2 separate regions of the Homo sapiens genome follow, and region 2 is linked to region 1. The links are chromatin contacts, found by Hi-C or POLR2A ChIA-PET in ENCODE. All regions are on one chromosome and are shown on one strand. Each heading gives the region's core, a stretch centred on a gene start or an enhancer-like site at or near the end of the contact. The rest is flanking DNA. Distances are from core to core; before and after follow the strand shown. Region 1 has its middle 870 kb from the start of LINC01507. Region 2 has its middle 890 kb from the start of TLE1.

Evidence for each region. A loop is a pair of places that touch in the nucleus more often than their neighbours do. ChIA-PET counts read pairs that join two places held with the same protein, here RNA polymerase II (POLR2A). Pooled maps may share reads with other maps.
Region 2: a loop to region 1 is called in a map of A673, with 5 times the contacts of the local background. The contact joins two enhancer-like sites. A Hi-C loop is called at or near these places in 2 of 168 maps with a recorded cell type or tissue (A673 and sigmoid colon) and 1 of 50 pooled maps. POLR2A ChIA-PET finds 5 or more read pairs at or near these places in 1 of 52 experiments (A673).

What each region holds. Positions count from the first base shown.
Region 1 is chr9:80,697,283-80,701,772 of GRCh38, reverse strand. No RefSeq gene overlaps it. Among named protein-coding and RNA genes, the nearest start is that of LINC01507, 870 kb to the right of the region's middle. Within about 2 kb of position 2,157, at least 2 of the 41 ENCODE cell types and tissues checked have a DNase peak (open chromatin) inside an H3K27ac peak, as active enhancers do.
Region 2 is chr9:80,795,566-80,800,055 of GRCh38, reverse strand. No RefSeq gene overlaps it. Among named protein-coding and RNA genes, the nearest start is that of TLE1, 890 kb to the left of the region's middle. RefSeq lists enhancers at 1,337-1,848, 999-2,271. Within about 2 kb of position 2,040, at least 9 of the 41 ENCODE cell types and tissues checked have a DNase peak (open chromatin) inside an H3K27ac peak, as active enhancers do.

The DNA of each region.
Region 1 (4,490 bases), core at 908-3,407:
TTGGCCGCAACATTATTAAACCAACAACAAAGTAACCATAACAATCACCCAGCCCCACTTTTGCTGCATCCATCTGAAAATAATGTTCCCACAAATGTCTCTTCCCTCCATGCTATAATCCTTTTATATCCTAGCCAATCTTAGATGTTGTCAATTTCTCCTTACATTTCGTCCTCTCAGAATTCACCTGCCACCTTACCTTACTCATTTGCTATTTTTGTTATTCAGGCAAACTGTTTATGCTGTTCTTAAAGGGTTCTAGGGAAGGGCATTTTCATGTCAATGTCCAGGTGGAGGTTGAATTTTAAAGTAAAGATGAGGAGAAGATGAAGAATGGGATTCTTTTCAACTTTTTGAAGACATAAAACAAATAAGAAGATACTGGATTAAGAATCAAATATCAGAATATATTTAATGAATTGGAGCTTGGGTTGCTATCAAGAAGCATGTAAGTGCAACATCATGCTTTGTTAGTCATTTTGTCCTTGGACAAAATAGATAGGAAAAATTCTTACAGTATGATGTAACAAATTAATGAATCATTTTTAAGTATATTTTTGGCACATTGATGTTATTAAAAAGTGAAGAAACATTTACTTCAGCCATTCTTGTATGAAATATGAGAAAAAAAAAGGTAGGAACTCAGACTTGCTTTTTATGGAATTAATCTTAAATTCCTCAGAGTTTTGGTTCCAGATTTTTACATCTACAGGGAACAAAGGAAGAATAACATAAGAAATGTTAATTTCATTTGTTGCATGTTACTTTTTTTTTCTTGGATGCTTTGTAAAACTTACACAAGGCACCATGAGTTTTCAGGAATTCTATCATGCTGTTGACATCTTGCTCTTATCTAATAGTAATGATCCAAGTTGGAAGCTGCCATCAGAGCATAATTCCTGCTTAATGATGATAAAGTAGGTATTGGTGAGATAATACAATATCTATGTATACCTGAAGCAGAAGACTTTAACTTGTTAGAATCGTCTTATCTAATGAAATCTGGAAACAAACTATTCTGATAAGGAAACATAGTTTTTATTTTATATCACTCCTCTATTGGATTTTCCTATCATTTTCTTCCCAAACATGGCCTGAATCTCAATTCTATTTCTCTGGAGGATTGAACTGATTATGTTATAGCATTTTGCTTGATATTACACTTTTGTTTTTCTTTCCCTTCAGCATCCCATTTTCTCATATTCCCACCAATTTTTCCAGGGAACACTTCCTGATAAATCACTTTTGTACGAAACCTCATCCCAGGATTTGCTTCTGGGGAACCCAAGCTGAGATAAGCATACATTAAAAATGTGAACACTTGTAATCATCAGGATAATCTACTTAGACTTTATTGAGTATTTTTTTTTTGCACTCTCAAGGCACATTTTGACATGGTTTGTATTCCCTATACTAAAATTTTCCTGGAGTTGATATTTGGATATTTTTCATTCACTTGTTTCAAGTTTAGGTAACACATAGAATCAAATATTTAAAATTGCATATGATTTGTGCCCTGAAGAACTTTCCAGATTATTGAAACTAGTTCTAGTCTTTCAGAGATGCTTCAAGAGAAGCTAAACAATTTAGCCATAATTGTAGAACTTAATAGCGGTAAAAGCCAGAATTAGAAGCTTTTTCTCTTTTTTCTAGCCAGTACCCAGTGGTGTCTTCCTGTTATAAAATGAACACATTTTTTCCCCTTTATCTGCCTTTGGTGGAGATACAGAACAGCTGGTCACCATCCTTCCTATTTGGTTAAAGAGTGCAGGAATGGATTATTATGGAAATCACTTCCTTCCCTCCAGTCTAGTAGGTGCTGACTCCACTTAAAGGAAAGAGCAATAGAGGGGAAACTTTGAATGCTGCTGGCCTGCTTCCATATAGTCTGTGGATAATGGAGCTCTTTGATGTCTGGTACATTCATAACCACTGAACTCAGCTTTCCAGTCAACAGAAGAGCTATTTTACACTACTTTTGATGTGATGAAATAACTTAACTAGACATGGTTAATCACATAGCTGGTGATTATGCCATGCAAGGAAAAGCCACTAAAGTAAGCTGACTGCCTCTATGCAGAACAAAGGAAAACTCCCTAGCAGGCATACACATAGCTGACTCAAGTGCTCTGGCATGACTCGGTTTTTTACCGTCCAGATTCACTCTTACTATTTTAACAACATGAAACATAATCATCACTGTGTCCATGACAACTCTGCATACCTGCCTGACTTGCCTATTGCTTATCCTGTGTGGCAGTCATTAGTTTCCTTCACTCTGTTCCAGAGATATCTGACTTTGATCACACTACCAGGCTGAAAACCAACCATATCTGGAACTAAAGCAGAGAAAGCTCTTTTGTAAAAGTGTAATCCCACTTAGGTCATCTGTTTATTACTTTGTCCAAAAGATCTAGATTTTCAGATGATTTGACTGGTATTACGAACGCAAATCCTATAATAAATGAGTGTCCCTATAGTTCAACAGCATCAAGGGAAAATATGATCTGGGAGAATAGCACTGACAAGTTGGTTTATTAGTTCAGCTGGCTTTAAAGACCAGCCAAAGTCCTGTTTTCAACTAGACTGTTTATTTGCATCAACTATTTCAAGAAAATAAACAAACTGGATCTAGTAGAGCAGATTCTTTCCATGCAGAGGAAATTCTAACTTTTCCAACTCTAAATGAATGGCAAGCTAATGAAATATATATTCAAGTATTTACAAAAGCTTGGCAACTAAACAAATCAATGGTCTTGAAATTAAACTATAATTGTAGTATAGAGTTTCATTTTTTAATGTAACCAGAGACTAAATAAACAATGAGTTGTCTTTTAAAAACCTTCCAAGAAGTCTTTGGTGGACTATCTAATGTTGGTTAAACATAGAGGGCACTATTATTCTAAAAATGATCCAAGGAACAATCTATGCCTAAGAAGATACAGTTTCAGAAACTGGGACATCAATTTCAGAAAAATTTTAGAGAAAATTAACCAGTGCTGTAAAAATAATTGGGGTTTTGTGCTTAGGTGAGTAAGCTTTTAGGAGGTAGTGTGACAAATCACTAAAAGCTCATTCAATACAAGAGAAGTTGTATTTTTCAATAATAGAATAATTTGTTTAACTGTAATCAAAAATAAAATACCAGCAGACCATTAAAAGTTTAATTACAGGTGTTTACAGTGTCTGCATTATGATATGAAATGACAAGGAAACTCATCAGGCACCCTGTGCCCTAGTTTCCTCATCAATAAACTAATGAGGCTCAGTCAAAAATATTTATACGATTCCCATTATGTACTGCAGAATTTAAAGTGGTAGGCCAAACAGGCAAGTCTTTGCCCTCTTAGAATTTATACTCTTGAACAAGAAATATAATAGATATGTGGATATGAAGATAATTTCAGGTGGTGGGAACAATTCTGAAGCCAATTCTGTGACATGACACAGGGACCTGGGGAAGAAAGAGCTGCTTTAGTTTGGGTAATCAAGGATAATGTTGGGAGGTGGTGTTTGAGTTGAAACCTGGTGGGTTTGAAGGAAGCCATACAAGTATCTGGTAGGGAGAAGCGTTTGGAGGAGAGAATTCCAGCCAGCACTAAGGACCAAAGCCAAACAAAGGCCATAGACAATATCAAATTTATGACAGAGGCATACAAAGAAAGCCAGGAGAGTAGGTAAAGAAAAGCGTAATTGGTCAGGTCAGAGAAACTGGAAGAAACTAGATGTGTGACATTTGGACTATGGTTTGGAATGTGGACTTGAGTCAGTGTACTGGGAAAGCATCAGAAGATTTTTAGCAAGAGAGTGAGTGAGACAGTACTTACATATTCTAAAGAGACCCCTGGTATTTGAAGTAGAATTGATTCTAGAGTAACAAGAATGGAAGGAGTAAAATCAGTGAGGAAAATAATAATTAACTAGGACTGAGATTAAGATGTTTTGGATTAGGGCAGTTAGACTAGATCAGAAATTCTCCATCTTTCTTGCACAATGGATTAGTTGTCAGTCTAAAAACGTCTCTCAAACTAATGTTTTTAAATAAATAAATGTACAGAATGAAAAAACTAGTATATTCAAATGTAATCAAAATGTTTTTAAAATATGTCAATACATTAAATAATACACTTTAATGTAAACAATATGTTAATAAACTGTAAGGTGATATAAAAATATCTGATTTATATTAATGACTAGGTGCTTCTAATATTACTGCGGTTAGAGCTACAGTCATGATTAAAGAAAATGCTAAATCTTCAAGATGTAAAAAAATAAAGATGTAAATTTTCCCTTAGAAATTCACAGATTCTTGAACAGGTGCTGTTCCCTTGCTAAATGATTTCTATGGAAAGGAACTTGCACTTGGTCATTCTATTTGCAAGGTAAATTATCATTGGTAATGCTGGAGGAAAAACAAATTTCCTGTGCCATTGGCCATATCATGGCTGCAGTTTCCTCGGTGAGATAGTTTGGATATTTTTCTCCTCCAA
Region 2 (4,490 bases), core at 791-3,290, 98 kb before region 1:
GGTTATGCAGAAAGTATATGAATGTCAGGTCTTGACATGGAATACATTATTTCCACTCATATTCCATTGGCTAGAACTCAGTTGCATGGTCCCTGCAAGGGTGGTTGGGAAATGCAGTCTAGTGTGTCTAGGAGGCAAAGGCACCAGATAATGGTAAACACATATCTTATGATTGCTATATCTCTTTATCTGCTTATCTCTCTACAGCCTCTTCTCCACCAGTAGGAAAGTTGTAAAAAAGAAGATCTACAACAAAAGATACTCCAAATTATGCTTATGTTTTAATAAATATAATTTCTAAAAAAATTGATGAACAAAAATCTGGACAGTGGTCACAAAGTCAGTTTCAAATGGTTTTGAGCATATCTGTGAACACACCATATGTTCCAAAAACAATTAGTCATTGTTCAATATGAATAGACAGAATTGTAGCCAATAAATTTAAAATAAATTCTTGAATATACTTAGCATTAGAAGATTTGATATTATTTGAAAGCTCTGGTTACAGTTCTTTATGGCTGTTTATTTGTCACGAGAAGCATTAAGTTTTCGCCTAAATCCATATTTCAATAGAGTATTTATGCACTTGGTTCAAGAAAGAACTTGCCAGTGGCCTTCTGAGAGACAGCCTTGGCACTAGCAACTTTGAATAATACATCAGGGAAAAAGCTTTCAAACAAATTCTTTAGGTTAAAAGTAAGCTGTAGCCATAACTAATATGCGATGACTTTTACTTTATATCAGAGGGAAGAAATAGCCTCTTATTTAGTTAATTCTAGAACTACACTCTCTAGGACAATGACAATTAGCCACATGTAAGTATTTAATTAAAATTATATAAAATTAAAAATGTAGGTAGTTACTCTGGCCACATGTCAAGTGCTCAGTAGCCTTAAGTAGCTCGTGGCTATCATATTGAAGACAGAAGACATAGGGCATTTCCATCAACGTTGCTCCTGGGTAGCAGTGATCTAGAAGTTTGCTGACCCATAGCCATGCGAGAGGGAGAAACAGAGACAAAGAACTCTGGATCAGGATGTCTGTTACTTATTCCTTTTTTTCTTTGTGCACAAATATGAATGTGTTCGGTACATTTTAAAAAATCAAGCTTAAACAACTGGGTGTTTGCTTTGATGCCTAAGGAAGGGCAGCTAGCTCATTGGGGACTTTTATTTATTGCTTTTGTGCTAGCAAACAGACTACTAAAACAATTGAAAAGAAAGCCATTCTGTTTGGTGTGAATGGGCATAATAAATTAAATACAATGCAATTTAACCTATGATACTTAAGTAACAAAATATATCTGTATACATTTTAAAATATGAAAGCCAAATAGGCTACTAAAGTTTCTTTCTCTCTCTCTCCTCTCCTTTCCATACACTCTCCCACATCCTTCTATTTTTTTCTGGTTCCTGGAACATTCTGTTTTTTTTACAAGCTAACAAGTTTGATGTGGCTCTGTGTCTTATTCCCTTCCAGGCTTGCAGCTGTTTTGGCAACAGAAGAAAAAATCCCCATAACAAATCAAATAAAAGCCCTTTATGTGAAGAGGAATTGAAAACAGCAGGCCTCAAAGAGGACTGCACATGAGATGCCTTGTTCTGGCTTTCAACACAACTCAAATCAGAAACACATTACCATAATCTGAAACAGCCCACTGCTAACACAAGACAGATGGTGGGTAATAACCCATGCATCATTAATAAATAAATTCCAGCATTAAAGGCTTTACAAAGTATGACAACATTATCTGGGCACAATTACTGCCCCTCTCCCACCCCCAACATCATTTCAGTGTGTTATGGGATATGCTAGGTTTATTTTTTTTTTTTTTTCCCCTCCAACTCCATGGATCTGAAGGAAGTTTAAATACGACACAAGTTTTAACCAGATGAAACCTATCTCAGTGTACAAGACAGGTCTGAAACTCCATAAGGGAAAAATAAAATAGCTGCCAAAGTTTAATAGCTCACATGTTCTGGTGTTGGATCAGCCCACAGCAATTTATTGCACTGCCCTCCATGCGCTGGCCTCACCCTTTCTGGTACGCCTCTGTGCCTGTATTGCAGTATACACTCCAAGCAAGAATCTTGGCATCACATTTGCCACAAAGCTGAAAGATATATGAGTAACTTCTCAGCTTTCCTTTTGCAAACGATACCATCTGTCTCTTTTCCCCCAGCTCCCCCCACCAAGGGGGGAAGAAAAAACAGCCTCTGATTAAATTGAAAAAAGGAGAGAGAGAGAGCATTTTAACTCCATAAATGTTGGAAATTTAAAAAAATTATTTTGTTTTGTTTTAATTTGTTTGTTCAATGGGATAATGTTATTCCAACAGAATGTGAGGAGTATAAGAATGCAGCAATGTGACACAGAACTGTGCAGACCTCTTTGGGTGATGTTGTCTGGAATTCCCCAGGGTAGCAGCGTTCCTGCAAAGCCTAAGTGCCTACTTCCTATGCGTGCCATCCTAAGCCAAAAGTCAAGCATGGTCCTGGCCATCAGTTCTGGAAAAATACAGGCCTTAGGAGAGCAAATATTATATTAGATTCATCCTATATAAATTACATATTCCTCCTCAAAAGTGGGTAATATAAGCATTTTTGTCAAACAGACCAGCATCATGTTTTTAATGAAAGAGATAAACTATTTTACATTAACTCACTTGACAGGTGAAGAGCTAGGAACAGAGAAAATAATACATGCTAACCAGGCTAATCCAAGATTACTAGAAGGCCAAGGGAAAGTATCTCCGTGGCATCATCCATTGACCCAAGTGGTCAGTCATGTGGATGTGATTTATAGTCCGTGAGTACAGAGTTGCTTCTCCTGATCCAGGCCCTGTGGGGGTGGGGGAAAAGAAAGAAATCCCTCTCTGGAACAGCTGTCCCTTTTCTTTCAGCACACAGAGAATTTTCCTTCCACTTAGACTCATGTGAAGGCTGATCAGCAAGACTTTTCTAATTAGCATCTAAACCCTTTGCCTCTATGTCCTCTTCTTTCCCAAACTTAAATCAATATTTTTTATGTGTACATATGTATCTACTTTCTCTTAATTCACTGTGTGTTTATCTTATTTCCTCCATTAAACTGTGAGATTCCTGAGGGTAAATACTATGTCTAATCTATGCCCTAAATTCCCCTTAGCACCCAGTACAGAACACCACACTCAGGCTAAATGAAATGACAACTCAGAGACAGACGCCAAGGCCCCTGGCAGCGCAGACTCGGATGGAGTCTATGAGTTCCAGGTGAGTCTGTTCCAAGGCAGTTTTTCTTTGAGCTCTCTCCAACTTTCTCTGGGAACAGCTGCTGAGGGACGGTCAGAAGAAGGTGAGTTAAGCTTTAATTGGTTCCTGAGGTACGCAATTTCCTCTATGATCTTAACGTGATGAAGGGAAATTTAAATGGACTCGCATATTGAATCGATAGACAGAGAATAGAGCAAAAAATCATACTGATCAAGGAACTTTCTACAAACAGCACATTCTGTAAAAGTAAGGATTATTTTCAAAATGTCTTGGTGTATTTCCAACTCTATAATTTCTGGATTCACATTTGATAGTCTCCATCTTCTATCTTGTGGTAATTCCCAAGCAGGACAATTTACTAAGCTATTATTTTTTCATCATCATCATCCAGGTCAAATAAGTGACCAATACACTTCTTATTTTGCCCATTTTGAAGCACAGGCTATGGTTTTAAGTTGGTTAACTATATTTAACCTCTGTTCTCTGAAGTTTTAAGGCCAAAAATCAAATTCCATGACTACAAACATTAAAACTGTGAAAAACAGTATGTAATTGCACATTCATGCTGTAGTTTAGATTGTTATTTTTACTTTTACATGTAGCAAAGAGCAAAATATAGCATGAAACATATGAAGGACGAGTTACTTTTTTTTGATAGTCAAGAAAGTCTTTGTCTAGGAAATTAAGAGGTGATGTGTTCATTAACGAATGAATATTTTTGTGTGTCAGGACTTGCACCAGGGATTTAGGTTAATGTGATGAGCAGACCTTAAAGTAATGGAGCAGAAGAAATAAATCAGAACAGTGGGCTGGCTGAACAAAGGGGGTATTTCCACGTAGACGACTATGATGAGGAAGCAAAGGGTAGATAGACATTCTTGTGAGACCAGGTAGAGGGTAGATAGACATTCTTGTGAGACAGGTAGAGGGCCCAGGAACACAGAACAGTTTTCTACAGACCTGTACTAGTTGAATGGAGGGAATACACACTTAGCACACTGTATCCCTAGACATGGACAGAGTTGGGGTTTGCCACCTCTTTGAGGTATTTCCAGCCCAGTATTAGTAGCTATTCCTCTTCATTTTTCTGTATGTCTGCCGTTAGAGCATATGGTTCAGTTTAACAAATACTTGTGAAGTTTCTAGTGCCTCATTTTCCTTATCTGCAAAATAGGGGGAAATTCTAAATCTCACAGATCATTGAAAGATTAAATCACACATGTAAGGGTCTTAAAATGA